2 separate regions of the Homo sapiens genome follow, and region 2 is linked to region 1. A link is a contact called in ENCODE Hi-C or POLR2A ChIA-PET data. All regions are on one chromosome and are shown on one strand. The core of a region is the stretch at or near the end of the contact, and the rest is flanking DNA. Distances in the headings are between cores, read along the strand shown. Region 1 has its middle 73 kb from the start of ATF7IP2. Region 2 has its middle 93 kb from the start of GRIN2A.

What was found. Hi-C counts contacts between places; a loop is a spot of excess contacts on that map. ChIA-PET counts read pairs that join two places held with the same protein, here RNA polymerase II (POLR2A). Pooled maps may share reads with other maps.
Region 2: a loop to region 1 is called in a map with no recorded cell type, with 7 times the contacts of the local background. The contact joins two enhancer-like sites. A Hi-C loop is called at or near these places in 2 of 168 maps with a recorded cell type or tissue (Calu3 and GM11168), 13 of 37 single-sample maps with no recorded cell type and 10 of 50 pooled maps. POLR2A ChIA-PET finds 5 or more read pairs at or near these places in 9 of 52 experiments (GM10248, GM12878, HepG2 and 5 more).

Annotation. Positions count from the first base shown.
Region 1 is chr16:10,310,300-10,315,806 of GRCh38, reverse strand. No RefSeq gene overlaps it. Among named protein-coding and RNA genes, the nearest start is that of ATF7IP2, 73 kb to the left of the region's middle. Within about 2 kb of position 2,491, at least 2 of the 41 ENCODE cell types and tissues checked have a DNase peak (open chromatin) inside an H3K27ac peak, as active enhancers do; they include GM12878 and OCI-LY7, where a contact is called at or near this core.
Region 2 is chr16:10,272,953-10,278,650 of GRCh38, reverse strand. No RefSeq gene overlaps it. Among named protein-coding and RNA genes, the nearest start is that of GRIN2A, 93 kb to the right of the region's middle. Within about 2 kb of position 2,895, at least 3 of the 41 ENCODE cell types and tissues checked have a DNase peak (open chromatin) inside an H3K27ac peak, as active enhancers do; they include GM12878 and OCI-LY7, where a contact is called at or near this core.

The DNA.
Region 1 (5,507 bases), core at 1,242-3,741:
TGTGAGAAAAATTATGGCTGACATGGGGGCTAAGTCAGATTGATTTGTTTTAGACAAAAATGAATTTTATATCTGAATATTTTGGAGAAAATTCATGCAACTCCTATCTGCATAATAAATTCACTGCCACAGTGAACTTAAATGTCACCTTGGCCGGGTGCGGTGGCTCACGCCTGTAATCTCAGCACTTTGGGAGGCCGAGGTGGGTGGGTCATCTGAGGTTGGGAGTTCAAGACCAGCCTGACCAACATGGTGAAACCCCGTCTATACTAAAAATACAAAATTAGCCAGGCATGGTGGTGCATGCCTGTAATCCCAGCTACTCAGGAGGCTGAGGCAGGAGAATCACTTGAACCTGGGAGGCGGAGGTTGCGGTGAGCTGAGATCACACCATTGCACTCCAGCCTGGGCAACAAGAGCGAAACTCCATCTCAAAATAAATAAATAAACAAATAAATAATGTCACTTCCATCAACATATGAACTGCACTACAAGATAATAGTGAGCCTTTAGACTTTTGGGAAGAGAAATACCAAATAAAAATAAGATGATACATAATCATTTTTATGACTCCCACTGAAATTTTCTTTTTTGCCTGGATGAAAACAGTTGAAGCAATGGATTCTCATAATGAGTAAGAGAATCGGGTCAAATGAACCCGTCTCCAAGGAGATTTAAAATGCTTTTCAAACCCTCTTGATAGTAACCACGATTTATGCATTTTCTTTGAATTCTATTATTCTGGGCCCAGCTTGCCGGCTTGTCTTACATCATTATTTTAGACTAAAGCTCCATCTTCTGGAGAAGGAATGATATATAACAACTACTCAACACATTGACTAACAGTCAAACTCAATTTGGAAGTTCCTGAGATGGTGTCTTTCTTAGTCATCTCAACAATTTCTCATTGGCAGCTCATTTTTCCCCCTCTGGAAAGAATGTCATCTCAGTGGGGCATGGATGCTAGATGGAAGCTATTGATCACCTTCCCATTCTTGAGGGGAGATTCATAGCCTACTTCTATTTTTATGTTTATGGTTTCTGCAGCAGGAGACTGATTGGAATAATTCCCCTCCCCTCTGCATGTTCCTCGTATCATTGAATAGGTACCGGGTATTATTTTCATATTCTCTAGAGAAATCTATTTATCTGCAGCTCTTGCTATATTTTATTCATATGGTCTATTCTGAAGCTCCTTTTGAATGCAAATATTTTATTTTATTTTATTTTATTTTGAGACAGGATCTTGCTCTGTTGCCCAGGCTGGAGTGCAGTGGCATAATCAGCTTACTGCAGCCTCAACCTCCTGGGCTCAAGTGATCCTCCCATCTCAGCCTCCTGAGTAACTGGGACTACAGACATGCCATTACCCCTGGCTCATTTTCGTATTTTTTGTAGAGGTGGGGTTTTGCCATGTTGCCTAGGCTCCTGGGCTCAAATGATCCTCCCTCTTTAGCCTCCCAAAGTGCGGGGATTACAGGTGTGAGGCACTGTGTCCAGCCTGAATGTAAATATTTTAAGGGTTTAGGTTAATGGTATATTTTTGAGAGATTAAAAAATGGTCACTTTTTCCTTTTTTTTTTTTTTTTTAAACAAACTAAATTTTTTAAGAATAGTTTTAGCTGGGCACAGTGGTTCACACCTGTAATCTCAACACTTTGGGAGGCCAAGGCAGGTGGATCACCTGACGGCAGGAGTTTGAGACCAGCCTGGCCAACATGGTGAAACCCTGTCTCTACTAAAAGTACAAAAATTAGCCAGGCATGGTGGTAGCTCCCTGTAATCCTAGCTACTTGGGAGGCTGAGGCAGGAGAATCATTTGAACCCGGGAGGTGGAGGTTGCAGTGAGCTGAGATTGCGCCACTGTACTCTAGCCCAGGCAACAAGAGTAAAACTCCATCTCAAAAAAAAAAAAAAAGAATAGTTTTACATTTTACAAAAATTGTGAAGGTAGTACAGTGTCCTCATACATCCTGACTCAGTTTCCCCTGTTAGCTTACATTAGTGTGGTGCATTTGTTACAATCAACGATCTAATATTGATGCATTAACTAAAGCCCATACTTTATTCGGACTGCCTTAGTTTTTACCTTGTGACAGATTTCCTGTTCCAGGATCCCATCAAGGATACCAATTACATTTAGTTGTCATGTCTCTTTAGGGTCCTCTTCGCTGTGACAGTTTCTCAGAATTTGTTTTTGATGACAGTTCTGAGAAGTACTGGTCAGGCAATTTGCAGCACGGCCCTCTACTGAGATTTGTCTGATGTTTTTTTTTCATGATTAGCTGAGGTTATGGATTTTTGGAAGAAAGATGATAGTGGTAAAATGCCATTTTTATCAAGTGATACCAGCGCATACTGTTGACATGACTTATCATGGTTGATGTTGGCCTTGATCACCTGGTTGAGGTAGTGTTTATCAAGTTTCTCACTGTACAGTTGCTCTTTCCCTCCCTTTGTGCTCTTTGTAAGGAAGTCACTCTGTGCAGTCCACACTTAAAGCATGATGAGTTATGCTCCACCTCCCTTTTTGTGTTTATTTTTAGAATCAAGGTTTCACTCTGTTGCCCAGGCTGGAGTGCAGTGGTGCGATCATAGCTCACTGCAGCCTTGGCCTCCTGGACTCAAGGGATCTTCTTTCCTCAGCCTCCTGAGTAGCTGGGACTACAGGTTCACACCCTGCAGGCTAATATTTAAATTTTTTGAAGAGATGGAATCTCACTAAATTGCCCAGGCTGGCCTTGAACTTCTGGGCTTGGGTGATCTTTCCACCTTGGCCTCCCAAAGCACTGGGATTACAGGGATGAGCCATCGCGCCTGGCTGATCCTAGCACTTTGGGAGCATCAAATATAAAATATATATAAAGAGAAACCCTAGTTGTTGTTTCATTCTCATGCAAACCAACGGCCTGTGGTGTGCTAGTAAATGTTTAACAACCTCAGTCTAGTCATGAGGAAACACCAAGTTAAGGGACAGTCTACAAAATAAAAGATCAATATTTCTCAAAAGTGTCAAAGTGGTGAGGAATAAAGGAAGACGGAGAAACTGTCACACATTGGAGGAGACCAAGAAGACATAACTAAATGTAAGGTGGGGTCCCAATTGGATTTTTTTTTTTTTTTTTTTTTTTTAGAAAGGGTCTCACTCTGTTGCCTGGGCTGAAGTGCAGTGGCGCGATCTTGGCTCACTGCAACCTCTGCTTCCTGGGATCAAGTGATTCTCCTGCCCCAGCCTCCTGAGTAGCTGGGATTACAGGTGCCCACCACCACGCCCAGCTACTTTTATTTTTGGATTTTTAGTGGAGATGGGGTTTCACCATGTTGGCCAGACTGGTCTCAAACTCCTGGCCTCAAGTGATTCACCTGCCTCGGCCTCCCAGAGTGTTAGGATTACAGGCATGAGCCACCATGCCCGGCCCCAATTGGATTCTGAAATGGGGAAGGGCCCCAGAATAAGCCAGTGTGGCATAAAAATTGTTTTGAGCCGAGGGCTTCTGACTTTCTGAAATCTCTTATCTGCCTAAGAGCAGAGCCTCCCAAAAGAATAAAAAAGAACTCTATTGTCATAAATCTTATCCCTGGGAACAACTCCAATCTTCTCTGAGACAGAAGTCAGCCACACACCAAAGCAGACAGTCACAAAATCTGTCATATCCCCCATCTAGTCTCCTAAGGGCTCATTTATCTTTCCAAAACCTCGTTTGTTTTTCCACAAGTGCTCTTTCTTCCCTTCTCCTTCATCTATTTTGTCTTTTTCGTTTCCTGTCTTTTTTTTTCGAGACAGGGTCTCCCTCTGTTGCCCGGGCTGGAGTGCAGTGGTACGATCATAACTCATTGAAACCTCGACCTACCAGGCTCAAGCAATCCTCCAACCTCAGTCTCCCAAGTAGCTGGGACTACAGCTATGCATCACCATGCCCAGCTAATTTTTTTTTTTTTTTTTTTTTGTAGAGACAAGTTCTCACTTTGTTGCCCAAGCTGGTCTTGAACCCCTGGGCTCAAGTGATCCTCCTGCCTCAGCCTCCTAAAGTACTGTGATCCTTCACCTATTAAGATGGATTATAAGCCCCAAATTCTATTTTTTTTTTTTTTTTTGAGACAGAGTCTCGCTTTGCCCGGAGTAGAGTGCAGTGGTGCATTCTCGGCTCACTGCAACCTCTGCCTCGTGGATTCAGGCAATTCTCCTGCCTCAGACTCCTGAGTAGCTGGGGTTACAGACACCTGCCACCATGCTCGGCTAATGTTTTGTATTTTTAGTGAAGATGGGGTTTCACCAAGTAGGCCAGGCTGGTCTCGAACTCCTGGTCTCAAGCGATCCACCGGCCTTAGCCTCCCAAAGTGCTGGGATTACAGGCATGAGCCACCACGTCCGGCTATAAGCCCCAAATTCTAACCACTCCTTTGAGTCACATTTTCTTTTCTGTGAACTCCCATGTGCATACATACATATGGAAATAAAACGTCTTTTCTCTTGCTAGTCTGACTTGTGTCAGTTTAATGTATGGACCCTGTCAGTGAAAATAAGGGAGCAGAGGAAATATTTTTCCTCCCAGAAGGCGGCAAAGGACATTAGTGGAAAAACCGGTGAAAAATGAATAAGGTCTGCAGTGAATTGTCCTAGTGCTAATTTCTTGGTTTTGATGATTGTAAGACCTTAACATCAGAGAAACCTAGGTGAGAGTACACAGGAATGATCGGTGCTATCTTTGCAACTTTCTGATAAATCTAAAATAATTTCAAAGTTTAAAAAGTTAAAAACAAAGGAAAATCATAGCAACAACACTATCAAAGACCATAGGCCTTGAAGCCAGCCTACACTGGATTTATTTTTATTTATTTATTTTTTTGAGAGGGAGTCTCGCTCTGTTACCCAGGCTGGAGTGCAGTGGCATGATCTTGGCTCACTGTAACCTCCACCTCCTGGGTTCGAGTGGTTCTTCTGCCTTAGCTTCCTGAGTAGCTGGGATTACAGGCCTGTACCACCACACCTGGCTAATTTTCGTATATTTAGTAGAGACAGGGCTTTGCCATGTTGGCCAGGCTGGACTCAAACTCCTGACTTCAGGTGATCCACCTGCTTCGGCCTCCCAAAGTGTTGGGATTACAGGTGTGAGCCACCATGCCCGGCCTGGATTTATTTTTATTTTTTATTTTTTTCTCTGGATACCATTGATTGGAATCTCATTCTGGATTTAAATCTTGATTATTCCACAAATCTATTGGGCAATAATGAGCTGAGTGAACCTAGGGCAAGTTAATCTCACTCTTGCAACCATCAGTTTCCTCCACCAACAAATAGATGGGACAGCGACGATATGACCCACCTCACAAAGGTGTGGTGATGCATTTGTGTATAAAGCTTGCAGTAAGTATCTTCCAGTGTTCAGTAGAACCATAACCATCACATCTGCTTTTTTGGCCTCTTCTATTTGTGCTGGGCTGGGGAGAGGCGCAGGGCCCTGTGGCCAGTCTCTGTCAGGGTTTCCTGCACCTAGAGGTCAACTTGC
Region 2 (5,698 bases), core at 1,646-4,145, 38 kb after region 1:
ACTGTAGTCCCAGCTACTTGGGAGGCTGAGGCACTAGAATGGCATGAACCTGGGAGGTGGAGCTTGCAGTGAGCCGAGATCACGCCACTGCACTCCAGCCTGGGTGACAGAGCGAGACTCCATCTCAAAAAAAAAAAAAGAAAAAAAAGAAAGAAAAAGAAAAACAGAGACAGTATCTTCCTCCAGAGCAAAGTGTAGGCTTGCTTACTGCCTATTATAAAAGACTCAGGATCCCTAAGCCCAGGGTTCCTCTCCTATATTGCAACCTAGCATGTGTACAGCAATCACTGGACCCTTTTGGTGTTAGTCTTTGGAAACTGGGGCTTGGGGAACTGGCACAAAAAGTGCTGGCTACTGCTATTGCTGTGAGTAACAAACTGTCTTTTGTCTCTGACCCAGGAGGCTCATGTCTTTTTACCGACATCCATAGTCTACCCAGTAGGGCAGGCTAATTTGTTAACATGCAAGTAGGGCAAAATCTGAGATCCCTCACAGTCCTTGATGCTGTGTGAAAGGCAATGGAAGGGCACCGTGGATCAATAAGGCTGAGAGGCGAGACAAAGAGGGCAAAAATCTTCTTTATTGAGCTCTGGGGCGAGGTTCATTTGTCCGCAGGGGGAGGGCCAGGGAAGTTACGCTGTGCCAAAGGTGCAGCGTGACTTATATGGATGCTGGGTGAGGAGTGGGTGGGGTAGGGGTGGGGTCGGTTGAGTTTCGCGCTTCTGAGTGTGACACGCCCTAGTGGGCATGCGAGTTGGTCCGGGTGGCGGGAACAGGAAAGGTGAACCCAGAAATGCTGAGTCAGGGTATCGGAGGTGGCTGTTGGGATGGCGGGAATAAACGGCGGGAATAAGCGAAAATGCCAAGTCAGGGTGGCCAAGATGGCCGCTGGGATGGTGGGAACCGGCGAATCCGGGAATGCTGAGTCAGGGTAGCCAAGATGGTTACCGATGGCCATCTTGGAGCCTTCACCAGAGTCCAATCACTGTGATCATACTAGACAGAAGAAGAGGGGGAAGTAGGAGGGCAAATCTTCCTCTTCCTGTAATCTTTAGTCAATGCTATATTTCTCTTTCTAGAAGGCCCTGCTTTCTCTCCAGGGCCTGCAATTGTTCTGGAACAATTGGTGAGAGGGAGAATGAGAGATGTAGGACAATACATCAGGTTTTACCTTTGCATAGAAAAATGTTTCCTGGCTGGACAAGGTGGCTCATGCCTGTAATCCCAGCACTTTGGGAGGCCAAGGCGGGCAGATCACCTGAGGTCAGGAGTTCAAGACCAGCCTGGGTAACATGGCAAAACACTATCTCTATTAAAAATACAGCAATTAGCTGGGTATTGTGGCACACGCCTGTAATCCCAGCTATTTAGGAGGCTGAGGCAGGAGAACTGCTTGAACCCAGGAGGTGGATGTTGCAGTGAGCCGAGATTGCACCATTGCACTCCAGCCTGGGCAACAGAGTGAGCCTCCATCTCAAAAAAAAAAAAAAAAAGTTTCCCAAATGCCAGCCATTTGAGTACCACCTTGATTTTTATTTTTACCATATCTACCTATAATCTACATAATTACTTTCATAATGTTATTTTTAATGGACTTGCCCTTTTATTTATGTAGACAATTCTGAAATCTTTTTTGAGATAGGATCTCACTGTCTCAGGCTGGTCTCAAATTCCTGGGCTCAAGCGATCTTCCCACCTTAACCTCTTGAGTAGCTGAGATTACAGGCAAACGCCACTGCCTCCGGCCTAGATAATTCTTTTAGAAAGAAATCTCATATCACTGATAAATGGAAAACTTGCGATTACTCTGTAATTGGAAGACAACTTTGCAAACAAATGCCATGGAAATAAAAATGGTGCTACCAAATAATTGCCAGATATGGTTATCTGAAGACCTTGGTCCTATTCCTATTGTTACAAAGGGGCATTACCCAGGATTTGAGAAGTTTTGTAGATGGAATACCACCAACTTTCTCTTTGATGTAATGAGCAGCATTGGAAGATAAACGAAAAACTAGGACCTTCTTAATTATAAGGGGTCAGGGAAAACTTCCTCTTCACCCTCTGAAGGTTCATTGAAAATCAACTGATGAAAGGCAGATGAGGCTGGGCACGGTGGCTCACACCTGTAATCCCAGCACTTTGGGAGGCTGAGGCAGGCGGTTCATGAGGTCAGGAGATCGAGACCATCCTGGCTAACACGGTAAAACCCCGTCTCTACTAAAAATACAAAAAATTAGCTGGGTATGGTGGCGGGTGCCTGTAGTCCCAGCTACTCGGGAGGCTGAGGCAGGAGAATGGCATGAACCCAGGAGGCGAATCTTGCAGTGAGCTGAGATCGTGCCACTGCACTCGAGCCTGGGCAATAGGGTAAGCCTCCATCTCAAAAAAATAAAAAGGCAGATGAATAGGAGAAAAGGTGTATACATTTATTAATGTGCACAGGAGAGAATCACAGAGCAATGACCCTGCCATGCAGTGAGGTACAGGTGGTTATATACACTTCTTAGGGCAAAGGGAGATGGAGATGAGTGGATGATTTTAGGGGATAGTGGTAGTAAATGCATTCAAGGGGCTTGCAGAACATGCAATGGCCTGGGACAAAGTGTACTGGGCCTGCAGATCAGATGATGGGCTTGTGACAAAATTCTGTCCAGGAATGTTGATACACTTTATATACTTCAGTCTTTCTTCCTGTGATAAGAGTTCAGTTCATTAAAGCTCAGGGAGGGGACCAGAGGTCATTGTATCTTCTTTGGCAGGTCTGGACTTTAGGTAACTAAAGGAACTTCACTGAACGGCTTCATCCTGTGCTTTGGGAGGCACAGAGAAATGAGAGACAGGAAGTGGGAGGGAGGAAGTCAGAGGGCCCTCACAGCTGCTTCTTCTGTTCACCATGTCAGAGTGCCACATTTTGGGGTATCAGTTTTGTTTTGTGTTTTTTTTTTTTGAGATAGAGTTTCACTCTTGTTACCCAGGCTGGAGTGCAATGGCTCAGTGCAACCTCTGCCTCCTGGGTTCAAGCGATTCTCCTGCCACAGCCTCCCAAGTAGCTGGGCTTACAGGCATGTGCCACCACGCCCGGCTAATTTTGTATTTTTAGTAGAGATGGAGTTTTTTTTCCATGTCGGTCAGGCTGGTCTCCAACTCCCGATCTCAGGTGATCTGGCTGCCTTGGCCTCCCAAACTGCTGGGATTACAAGCATGAGCAACCACGCCTGGCCTGGTTTCCTTTTTTTGAGATGGAGTCTCGCTCTGTCTCCCAGGCTGGAGTGCAGTGATGCGATCTCAGCTCACTAGGTTCAAGCGATTCTCCCACCTCAGCCTCCCGAGTAGCTGGGATTACAGGCGCCTGCCACAACACCCGGCTAATTTTTGTATTTTTAGTAGAGCCAGGGTTTCACCATGTTGGCCAGGCTGGTCTCAAACTCTTGACCTCAAGTCATCTACCCGCCTCAGCCTCCCAAAATGCTAGGATTACAGGTGTGAGCCACCGCACCTGGCCTCACCCGGCTAATTTTAAATTTTTTTTAGAGATGGGATCTCTTTATGTTGCCCAGGCTGGTCTTGAACCCCAGCCTTAAGTGATCCTCCCACCTCAGCCTCGCCTTTCTTTGGAATTGTTCTAAGGGTAGCTGCAACCAGGCCCAGAGTACAAACCAACTCATCCAACCTTTACCCTTCAAGTCTTCAAAACTGCGTGCTGTAATATCCAGCAACTGAATTTGGCCAGAAAGCAATCCCCTGTTTGTTTATCCTGTGCAAAATGCTCTAATTGCTGGGAACTGAAAGACTACTAGCCTGAAAATAGAATGTTAATGACTGGAGGAGACACCACAGCAGAATAAACAACCCAGCAGACTGGAGGCCGCTTTCAGGCTGGGGAAAACAGTGATTTCCTCAGTGTTTGATTGAGTGCCCTTTGAGTCCTTTGGAGAGAGCAGCAGGGGCAGGTCCATAGTCTTTTAAGGATCAGGCAACCTACAGACTTCTGTTTTTTTGTTTGTTTGTTTGTTTGTTTGTTTGTTTGTTTGTTTTGAGACAGAATCTTGCTCTGTTGCCCAAGCTGGAGTACAGTGGGGCGATTTCATAGAGATGGGGGTTTCACCATGTTGGCCAGGCTGGTCTCGAACTCTTGACCTCAGGTGATCCACCTGCCTCGGCCTCCCAAAGTGCTGCCATTATGGGGATGAGCCACTGCGCCCAGTCACCTACTACTGGCTTCTTACATTGCGTGGTAAATATTTACAGAGCAACCACAGTGTGTGAGATGCTGTTGCTGGGGTAGAAATAATGGCTGGGCTGAAAGGAACCCTCCCTAGGTGACTTTCTCCTTCACCCGGAGGTTAAAAGTCCAGGATGTTTTCACAGCATGCTCTTATTCTGCTGTGTAACTAGTTCCTTATCCATTCCCCAAAGTTATCTGCACATTAAAACATTTCTTTTTAATTTTTTAATTTTTAATTTTTTTGTAGAGATGAAGTCTCTACAAGCAATCATCCTGTCTCAGTCTTCCAAAGTACTGGGATTAAAGATGTGAGCCACCGTGCCTGGCATATCTGCACATTTTTTTTTTTTTGAGGACAGCATTCGTACACCCTTGTATCATAACACCTTGTCAGATACATGGCAGATGCTCCATAAATCTTTCTTAGAGGCCAGGTGCGGTGGCTCACGCCTGTAATCCCAGTACTTTAGGAAGCTGAGATGGGTGGATCACTTGACGCTAGGAGTTCAAGACCAGCCTGGCCAACATGGTGAAACCCTATCTCTACTAAAAATACAAAAAGGCCAAGCGCGGTGGCTCATGCCTGCCATCCCAGCACTTTGGGAGGCTGAAGTGGGTGGATCACGAGGTCAGGAGTTCGAGACCAGCCTGGCCAACATCGTGAAACCCCATCTCTACTAAAAATACAAAAATTGGCCTGGCATGGTGGCATGTGCCTGTAGTCCCAGCTACTCTGGAGGCTGAGGCAGGAGAATCGCTTGAACCCAGGAGGCGGAGGTTGTGGTGAGCTGAGATTGTGCCTCTGCACTCCAGCCCGGGCAACAGTGAGACTCCATCCCCCCAAAAATAAAAAATAAATAAATAAAATTAGCCAGCTGCAGTGGCACGTACCTGTCATCCCAACCACTTAGGAGGCTGAGGTAGGAGAATTGCTTGACTCCACAGGGCGGAGGTTGCAGTGAGCCAAGATTGCACTACTGCACTCCAGCCTGGGTGACAGAGTGAGACTCTGTCTCAAAAAAAAAAAAAAAGTCTTTACTAGAGGAATGCCCGGAATTCTACCACTATTCGTTTATTCCATTTGGTTAAACATTGCATTCTTTCAAGAGGCCTCTTAAAATACAAACCACCTCAGTGACAGAACTATATTCAGGTCCTGGGTACTTAGATATTTAATTTTGTTAGTTTATTTAAAATAGGTGATTTATTTTCATGGTGCAAAGCTGTAAATGGATTTAGATAACCCAGCATCCTGATAATATTAGGTATCTATAAAAAAGGAGCCTGAAAGTAGAGAGAGACAAAACAGGGAAAGAGTTGGCTGGAGTACAAATGTATGTGCCTTTGTTATTTTGGTGTCTTTTGTTTTTTCTCCTACTCTCTGTCTCTGTCTATGTTATAGCATGTGGTTAAGTAAGTAAAAAACCAACAACACGTTTACTATCTTACCAAAAGTCATTGGTCTCACTA